Linked DNA regions of Homo sapiens: region 1 is linked to region 2. Evidence: read pairs that join two places in POLR2A ChIA-PET (ENCODE). Cell type or tissue: MCF 10A. All regions are shown on one strand.

What was found. Peaks named below come from ENCODE experiments on the same cell type or tissue, not always from the same donor. Only the 100,000 strongest peaks of a DNase experiment are listed, where the experiment ranks them.
Region 1: POLR2A ChIA-PET joins it to region 2 with 5 read pairs; 2 of 35 experiments call an interaction of 5 or more read pairs at or near these places.

What each region holds. Positions count from the first base shown.
Region 1 is chr20:25,652,427-25,657,426 of GRCh38, reverse strand. All of the region lies in intron 2 of ZNF337-AS1 (ZNF337 antisense RNA 1), which reads right to left. It also overlaps the pseudogene RN7SL594P. Among named protein-coding and RNA genes, the nearest start is that of ZNF337-AS1, 31 kb to the right of the region's middle. In MCF 10A, no CTCF peak of the experiment used is centred here; a DNase peak (open chromatin) is centred at 2,726.
Region 2 is chr20:25,426,770-25,431,769 of GRCh38, reverse strand. The region is part of intron 5 of GINS1 (GINS complex subunit 1); the gene reads right to left. Among named protein-coding and RNA genes, the nearest start is that of GINS1, 22 kb to the right of the region's middle. In MCF 10A, no CTCF peak of the experiment used is centred here; no DNase peak of the experiment used is centred here.

The DNA.
Region 1 (5,000 bases), 230 kb before region 2:
CCAAGAGCAAAGGGTAGAAATCTTCTTCAAAGAAATGATAACAGAAAATGCCAAAAACAGGAGAAAGAGATAAATATCCAGGTGCAGGAAGGTGTTAGTACATCAAACAGATTCAACCCAATAAGACTATCCCAAGGCATATAATAATCAAACTCTCAAGGGTCAAGGACAAAGAGAAGATCCTAAAACCACTGAGAAATAAGAAGCAAATAACATACAAAAGACCTCCAATGTGTCTGGCAACAGACTTCTCAATGGAAATCATACAGGACAGGAGGGAGTGGAATGACATGCTCAGTACTCAAAGAAATAAAAACTGCCATCCAAGGATATTGTATCCAAATGAACTGTCATTAAAATATTAAGGGGAGATAAAGTATTTCCCAGATAGAATTCACCACCACCAGACCCTTCTTGCAAGAAATGCTAAAGACAGTTCTTCAACCTGAAAGAAGAAAACACTAATGTGCAAAAGAAAACTTATTATTTTACATAAAAATGTATAAATTGGCTGGAGCATTGGTTCATGCCTGTAATCCAAGCAGCTTGGGAGGTTGAGGCTTGTGGATCACCTGAAGTCACAAGTTTGAGACCAGCCCGGCCAACATGGCAAAACCCCATCTCTACTAAAAGTACAAAAATTAGATGCATGTGGTTGCAGGCAACTGTAATCCCAGCTACTCAGGAGGCTGATGCAGAAGAATTGCTTTAACCCGGGAGGCAGAGGTTGCAGTAAGCTGCGATTGCACCACGGCACTCCATCTCAAAATGGAGTGAAACTCCATCGCAAAAAAAAAAAAAGTATAAATTGAGACAACTAAAAGTTAAAACGTGGGGGTAGGAATTAAACTGTAAAACTTGTGGGGGTTTTTTTGGCTTTGTTTGTTTCTATTATTTGGGATCTAAGATAAGTTGTCATCTCTTTTAAATAACTCATATCTATAAAAACATTTTTGTAAGCTTCATGGTAACCACAGCAGTTTTTATAATAGATCCACTACAAGTAAAAAGCAACAAATTAAAACATACTACAAGATAAGGAAGACAGTAAGAAAGGAAGAGACAAGTCTCAAAACAACCAGAAAACAAGCAACAAAATAGCAGTAGTAAGTCCTTACTTATCAATAATAACACTGAATGTAAATGTTCTCACTTCTCCAGCTAGAAAACATGAGTGGCTGAATGGATAAAGAAGCAAAAACCAACTATATGCTACCTTCAAGAAACCCATTTCACCTCTAAAGACACAGGTAGACTGAAAGTGAAGGGGTGGAAACAGATATTCCATGCAACTGGAAAATTTTAAAAAGCAGGACTATCTATACTTATATAAGATAAAATATGCTACAAATCAAAGACTATAAAAAAGAAAAGGAGGGTCACTGTATAATGATAAAGGCATCAATTCAGGAAGAGACTATAATCTGTGCACCCGGCTGGGTGCAGTGGCTCACACCTGTAATCCCAGCACTTTGGGAGGCTGAGGCAGGTGGATCACGAGGTCAGGAGATCGACACCATCCTGGCTAACACAGTGAAACCCCGTCTCTACTAAAAATACAAAAAATTAGCCGGGCATGGTAGCCAGCGCCTGTAGTCCCACCTATTCGGGAGGCTGAGGTAGGAGAATGGCGTGAACCTGCGAGGTGGAGCTTGCAGTGAGCAGAGATCGCGCCACTGCACTCCAGCCTGGGCAACAGAGCAAGACTCCGTCTCAAAAATAAATAAATAAATAAATAAATAATCTGTGCACCCAACACCAGAGCTCCCAAGTATATAAAGCAAACATAATAGCTCTAAAGAGAGAGTTAGACTATAATACAATAATAGTAGAGGCTTTTAACACTTCACTCTCAGTAAAGTACAGATCATCCACACGGAAAATTAACAAAGAAATGGCAGAGTTAAACTACACAAGATCTAATAGGTCTAACTGACATTTAAAGTAAATTTCGGCTGGGCACAGTGGCTCACACCTGTAATCCCAGCACTTTGGGAGGCCGAGGTGGGAGGATCACCTCATGTCAGGAGTTCGAGACCAGCTTGGCCAAAATGGTAAAACCGCGTCTCTACTAAAAATGAAGTAAAAAAAAAATTAGCCAGGCGTAGTGGCGCATGCCTGTAATCCCAGCTATTCGGGAGGCTGAGGCAGGAGAATTGCTTGAACCCAGGAGGCAGAGGTTGCAGTGAGCTGAGATCATGCCATTGCACTCCAGCCTGGGTGACAAAAAAAAAAAAAAAAAAAAAAAATTTCACCCAACTGCTATCGAATGCAGCAGTTTTACCAGTACATGGAACGTTCTCCAGAGCAGACCATACCTTAAGCCACAAACCAAGTCTGTATCAAGTCTGATTTCTATCCAAAAAAAACAAGTCTGACTTCTATTTGAAAAAATAGAAATCATATCAAGTATTTTTTCTGACCACAATGGAATAAAACTACAGAAATCAATAACAAGAGGAATCTCAGAAAAATACACAAACACATGGAAATTAAACAACATGCTCCTGAATGACCAATGGGTCAAAGAAAAAATTAAGAAGGAGCCAGGTGCAGTGGTACATGCCTATTGTACAAGTTACTCAAGAGGCTGAGGCTGGAGGATCACTTGTATCTAGGAGTTCTGGGCTATAGTATGGTATGTCAATTAGGTGTCCATGCTAAGTTCAGCATCAATACAGTGACCTCCTGGGAGCAGGTGATCATCAAGTTGCCCAAGGAGACTGGGAAGTGACCCAAGTTGGAAACAGGGCAGGTCAAAACTTGCATGCTGATCAGTAATGAGCTATGCCCAGGCAACATAGCATAGGCAACATAGCAAGATCATCTCTTAAGAAAAAAATAAAAGAAGAAATTTTTTTTTTCTCTTTTGAGACAGGGTCCTGCTCCATTACCCAGGCTGCAGTACAGTGATGTGATCACTGCTCACTGCAGCCTCAAACTCTCAGGCTCAAGAGATCCTCCTGCCTCAGACTCCTGAGTAGCTAGGACCACAGGCATGCGCCACCACAGTTGGCTAATTTTTTATTTTTATTTTTTAAAGACTGGTTTTTGCCATGTTGTCCAGGCAGGTCTCAAAATCCTGGACTCAAGAGATACACCTACAGTGGCCTCCCAAAGCACTGGGATTAACAGGCATGAGTTACCATACCTGGCCTAGAAAAAGGAAATTTTAAAATGTCTTGAAACAAATGAAAATGGAAATATGACATATCAAAGTCTATGGGATACAGGAAAAGCAATACTAACAGGGAAGTTTATAGCAACTAACGCCTATATCAAAAAAGTAGAAAGACTTCAAATAAACAACCTAACGATACACCTCAAGAAACTAGAAAAGCAAGAACAAACCAAACCCAAAATTAGTAGAAGGAAAGAAACAATAAAGATTAGAACAGAAATAAATGAAAAGAAATCAACAAAATGAAAAGGTGGTTTGGTGGGCTTTGTTTTTTGTTTTTTTTTTTAGACAGGGTCTCACTCTATTGCCCAGGCTGGAGTGCAGTGGCACCACCTCTGCTCACTGCAACCTCCACCTCCCAAACTCAAGCCATCCTCCCACCAAACAGCTGTGACTACAGGCATGTGCCCACACGCCCACCTAATTTTTGTATTTTTTATAGAGATGGGGTTTCGCCATGTTGCCCAGGCTGGTCTTGAACTCATGAGCTCAAGTAATCTGCCCACCTCAGCCTCCCAAAACGCTGGGATTACAGGCATGAGCCACCATGCCCGACCTTGTTTTTTTGGAAAGATAAACAAAATCAACAAACATTTATCTAGACTAAGAGAAAAAGAGAAAGATCCAAATAAAATCAGAAATGAGAAAGGAGATACAACAACTGAGACCTTAGAAAGGATTATTAGATACTATTGAAAGGAGTTATTTAGCTTGCCTTAGATAGATAACAAGGGAAGGGTGCCAGAGAGCCCCTGGCCCGTGGGTCAGTGCCTCATTCTCACATAACATAAAAAGCAGCCTGAGAGGCCCTGGCGGTGGCTCACGCCTGTAATCCCAGCACTTTGAGAGGTGGAGGTGGGTGGATCACGTGGTCAAGAGATCGAGACCATCCTGGCCAACATGGTGAAACCCTGTCTCTACTAAAAATATAAAAATTAGCTGGGCGTAGTGGCGTGCCGTCTGTAGTGTCAGCTACTCTGGAGGCTAAGGCAGGAGAATCGCTTGAACCTGGGAGGCGGAGGTTGCAGTGAGCTGAGATGGCGCCACTGCACTCCAGCCTGGTGACAGAGCAAGACTCTGCCTCAAAAAAAAAAAAAAAGCAGCCTGAGAAAAAATTTAGGCTGATAAGGGAACTAACACAGGGTGCTGTGCCTAGAGACATGCCCATGGTGGCACAGATAGTAAAACCTCTGGCCCTTTGGGATACAAACTTGTGCAAACCTCCAGCTCACTCAGATAAGAGAACAAGGCCTGGCATAGAAATGCCTTTGTCCTTTGTATACTCAGCAGGTTCTGAGGAAAAGTTTCTTCTCCTTTTGTGGGCATGGGCACAGTGGGCTCCGGTGGGTTCTAGTGGTCACTCTATTTTCCTTTATTTGGACTGTAAGTCCGGCTTCTATGAATTATCATTTCAGCCCGATTGGTCCCAGGCTAAGGTCCTGGGCCAAGCTTTCAATTCAGTTTCTGATAGGTCCTGGGCCAAGCTGAGCAGCAGCTATAAATCATCATTTCAGCTCCTGATTGGTTGCGGCCAAGGTCTCTGGGCCAAGCTGAGTTATGTGTTCTCCAAGACAGCCCAGGAACTAAGCACATTCCTTCCCCTTCCCAGTCCATAAAACCCGGGACGCCAGCCTCATAGTGGGCACCCCATTTGAGCCCCCCACTCTGCTGGCAGAGAGCTTTCTTCTTTCGCTTATTAAACTTTTGCTCTAACCTCACCTTTGTGTCTGTACTCCTTAATCATCTTGGAGGTAGGACAAAGAACTCCAGGTGTCATCTCAGACAAGGAGAGACTGTTACATCTTCATGCATTGCTGAG
Region 2 (5,000 bases):
TAAAATCCTGTCTCTAGCAAAAAATACAAAAATTAGCCGGGCGTGGTGGCGCACCCCTACAGTCCCAGCTACTCGGGAGGCTGAGGCATGGGAATCACTTGAACCCTGGAGGCGGAGGATGAAGTGAGCTGAGATTGTGACACTGCACTACAGCCTGGGTAACAGAGTGAGATCCTGTCTCAAAAAAAAAAAAAGAAAAAAGAAAAAAGGAAAAAGAAAAAGAAAAAGAAAAAAGAAACAAAAACAAAAACGAAAGAAGACAAATTTCAAGCCAACCACCTAACTTTACATCTTAAGGAACCAGAAAAAGAAAAGCAAGCTAAACCTAAAGCTAGAAGGAGGAAATAATGATTAGAGCAGACATTAATAAAATGAAGAACAGAAACACTCATAGAGAAAACCAATAAAACTAAAATTTGGTTATTTTAAAAGGTCAACAAAATTTACAAACCTTTAGCTAGACAGACTAAGAATAAAAGAAGGCTCAAATTACTAAAATCAAAAATGAAAGTGAGGACATTACTACCAATCCTACAGAAATAAAAAGAGTTCTAAGAGTCCTATGAACAATTGTACACCAACAAATTGGAAAACCTAGATGAAATGGACAAATTCCCAGAAACACAAACCTACAAAGACTGAATGATTAAGAACTAGTAAATTGGAATAGACCTATAGCTAGTAAGGGGACTCAATCACTAATCAAAAATCTCTCAATAAAGAAAACCCTAGAGCTGATGGCTTCACTGGGTAACTCTATCAAACATTTCAAGAACACCAATCCTTCTCAAACTTTTCTAAAAAATATAAAAGGAGGGAACACCTCCCTAACTCATTTTATGAGGCCAGCATTACCCTAATACCAAAGCCAGAAAAGATACTCCAAGAAAACTATAGACCAATGTCCCTTATGAACACTGATGCAAAAATTCTCAACACAGGCCAGGCATGGTGGCTCACGCCTGTAATCCCAGCACTTTGGGAGGCCAAGGCGGGAGGATCACCTGAGGTCGGGAGTTCGAGACCAGCCTGACCAACATGGAGAAACCCCATCTCTACTAAAAACACAAAATTAGCCGGGTGTGGTGGCACATGCCTGTAATCGCAGCTACTTGGGAGGCTGAGGCAGGAGAATCGCTTGAACCCAGGAGGCAGAGGTTGCGGTGAGTCAAGATCGTGCCATTGCACTCCAGCCTGGGCAACCAGACCAAAACTCCGTCTTGAAAAATAAAAATTAAAAAAATTATCACCACAATAGTATCAAATCAAATTCAGCAGCATAGTAAAAGAGTTCATCATAAATCAATTGAGATTTATTTTTGGAATGCAAGGACAGTTCAAGATATGAAAATCAATCAATATAAGTCATTAACAGAACGAAGGGAAAAAAACATGATCATTTCAATTGATACAGAAAAAGCGTTTGACAAAATTCAACTTCCTTTCATAAAAATACTCAACAAACTAGGAACAGAAGATAACTATACATCAACATAATAAAAGCCATATATGGAAACTCTACAGCAAACATCATATTCAATGGTGAAAGACTGAAAGCTGGCCAGGCACGGTGGCTCACGCCTATAATCCCAGCACTTTGGGAGGCCAAGGCGGGTGGATGATGAGGTCAGGAGTTCAAAACCAGCCTGGCCTCTATGGTAAAACCCTGTCTCTAATAAAAATACAAAAATTAGCTGGGCGTGATGGCATGTGCCTGTAGTCCTAGCTACTTAGGAGGCTGTGGCAGGAGAATCGCTTGAACCTAGGAGGCGGACGTTGAAGTGAGCTGAGATTGTGCCACTGCACTCCAACCTGGGCAACAGAGCAAGACTCTGTCTCAAAAAGAAAAAGAAAGACTGAAAGCTTTTCCTCTAAGTTCACTAAGAAGGCAAAAGATTTCTGCTTTTGCCACTTCTATTCAACATAAAACTGGAGTTACAGTCAGAGTAATTAGACAAGAAAAAGAAATAGGATTCTAAATTAAAAAGGAAAAACTAAAATTATCTGTTTGCAGATGATATGATCTTACATGTAGAAAATTTTAATGATTCCACAAAAAACTTTTAGAACTAATAAATGAATTCAGCACAGTAACAGGATGCAAAGTCAACACACAAAAATCAGTTGCATTTCTATACACTAACAACGAACAATCTGAAAATAAAAATTATGAAAATAATTCAGTTTATCAGTGCGAAAAGAATAAAATATATAGAAATTAAATTAACGAAAGAGGAGAAAGATTTGAACAATGAAAACTAAAAAACACTGCTGAAGAAAATTAAAGATGACATCAACAATTGGAAACACATCCCATGTTCATGGATTGGAAGATTTAATATTAAGATGTCAATGCACCCTAAGTGACCTACACAATCCCTACTATAATCCCAAAAGTGTCTTTTGGAGAAACAGAAAAACCCATCCCACAATCCATATAAAATCTCAAATAGTGAAAACAACCTTTAAAAAGAGGAATGGGGCCGGGCGTGGTGGCTCATGCCTGTAATCCGGCACTCTGGGAGGCTGAGGTGGGCGGATCACCTGAGGTCAGGAGTTCGAGACCAGCCTAGCCAACATGGTGAAACCCCATCTCTACTAAAACTATAAAAAATTAGCCGGGCATGGTGGTAGGCGCCTTTAGTCTCAGCTACTTGGGAGGCTGAGAAAGGAGAATCACTTGAACCCAGGAGGTGGAGGTTGCAGTGAGCCAAGAGTGCACCACTGTACTCCAGCCTGGGCGACAGAGCAAGACTTCGTTTCAAAAAAAAAAAAAAAAAAAAAAAAAAAAAAAAAAAAAGAGAGAGGAATGAAGGTGGAGGACCCAAAATCCCTAATTTAAACTTACTGCAAAGCTACAACAATCGAAATACTACAGTTCTGGCATAAAGACAGATGTATATATATATTAAAAAAACTTTTTTTACGACAGATGTACAGAACAATGGAATAGGATAAAGAGATAAAAAATAAACCCTTGCCTACATAGTCAAATGATTTTTGACAAGAGTGTCAAAACCATTCACAATGGGGAAAGGGCAGTCTTATTAAGAAATTATGCTTGGAGGCCGGGTGCGGTGGCTCACACCTGTAATCCCAGCACTTTGGGAGGCCGAGGTGGGCGGATCACAAGGTTAGGAGATCCAGACCATCCTGGCTAACACGGTGAAACCCCGTCTCTACTAAAAAATACAAAAAATTAGCTGGGCGTCGTGGTGGGCACCTGTGGTCCCAGCTACTCGGGAGGCTGAGGCAGGAGAATGGCGTGAACCCAGGAGGCAGAGCTTGCAGTGAGCCGAGATTGTGCCACTGCACTCCAGCCTGGGCGACAGACAGAGACTCTGTCTCAAAAAAAAAAAAAAAAAAAAAAAAGAAATTATGCTTGGAAAGCTAGATTTCCACATGCAAAAAAATAAAGTTGGACCATCACCTAACACCATACAAAAATTAACTTGAAATGGATCAAAGACCGAAATGCAAATGTAAAACAACATAATACTTAGAAGGAAATACAGGTCAAAAGTTTTATGACATTGTATTTAGCAATGATTTCTGGGATATGACTCCTAAGGCACAACCAACAAAACAAAAAAAATTGGCCGGGTGCGATGGCTCACGCCTGTAATCCCTGCACTTTGGGAGGCCAAGGTGGGTGGATCACCTGAAGTCAGGATTTCAAGACCAGCCTGGCCAACATGATGAAACCCTATCTCTGCTAACAATACAAAAAATTAGCTGGGTGTGGTGGTGCATGCCTGTAATCCCAGCTACTCAGGAGGCTGAGGCAGGAGAATCGCTTGAACCCAGGAAGCAGGGGTTGCAGTGAGCCGAGATCACACCACTGCATTCTAGCCTGGGCAACAAGAGCAAAATTCCATCTCAAAAAAAAAAAAAAAAAAATGACGAACTGGGCTGCATGAAAATTTTAAAATATCAACATGATACTGAAGGAAGAAAACAGAAAAAAAAGAAAAAAAAAGACACTATCAACAGCATAAAAAGGCAACCCAGAGAATGGGAGAAAATATTTGCAAATCATATATCTGATAACAAATTAACATACTGAATACATAAAGGATTTCTAAATCTCCACAACAACAAAACCCTATTTGAAAATGGGCCCCATAAAGGGGGCCAATTATTTGAATAAACATTTCTCCAAAGAAGACACAGGAATAGCTAATAAGCATATGAAAAGATGCTCAACATCACTAATCATTAGGGAAATAAAAGTCAAAACCACGTTTTACATCCTTTAGGATGGCTATGATTAAAAAACAGAACAAGGCCAGGCATGGTGACTCATGCCTTTGGGAGGCTGAGGCGGGAGGATCACCTGAGGTCAGGAGTTCAAGACCAGCCTGGCCAAAATGGTGAAACCGTGTCTCTACTAAAAATACAAAAATTAGCCAGGTGTGGTGGTGGGCACCTGTAATCCCAGCTACTTGGGAGGCTGAGGCAGGAGAATCACTTGAACCTGGGAGGTGGAGGTTGCAGTTGAGGTGAACCTGGGAGGTGGAGGTTGCAGGTTGAGCCGAGATCGCGCCACTGCATCCAGCCTGGGTGACAAGAGCAAAACTCTGTCTCAAAAACGAAACAAAATAACCCCAAAATATTTAGTGTTGGTGAGGATGTGGAGAAAATGGAACCCTTGCGTAATGTTGGAATGTAAAATGGTATGGCTGCTGTGGAAAGCAGTATGACAATTCCTCAAACATAGTATTACCATATGATCTAGTAATTCCACTCTGGATATATGCCCCCCAAAATTAAAAGCAGAGTCTCAAAGAGATTTATATATCCACGTTCATAGCAGCATTGATCATAAAATGATAGCTAAAATAAAGAAGCAACCCAGTGTCCATAGATGGATAAATGGATAAGCAAAATGTGGTATAGCCAGAAAAAGGAATATTACTCATCCTTAAAAAGGAAGGAAATTCTGGGCCAGGCGCAGTGGCTCACACCTGTAATCGCAGCACTTTGGGAGGCCGAGGAGG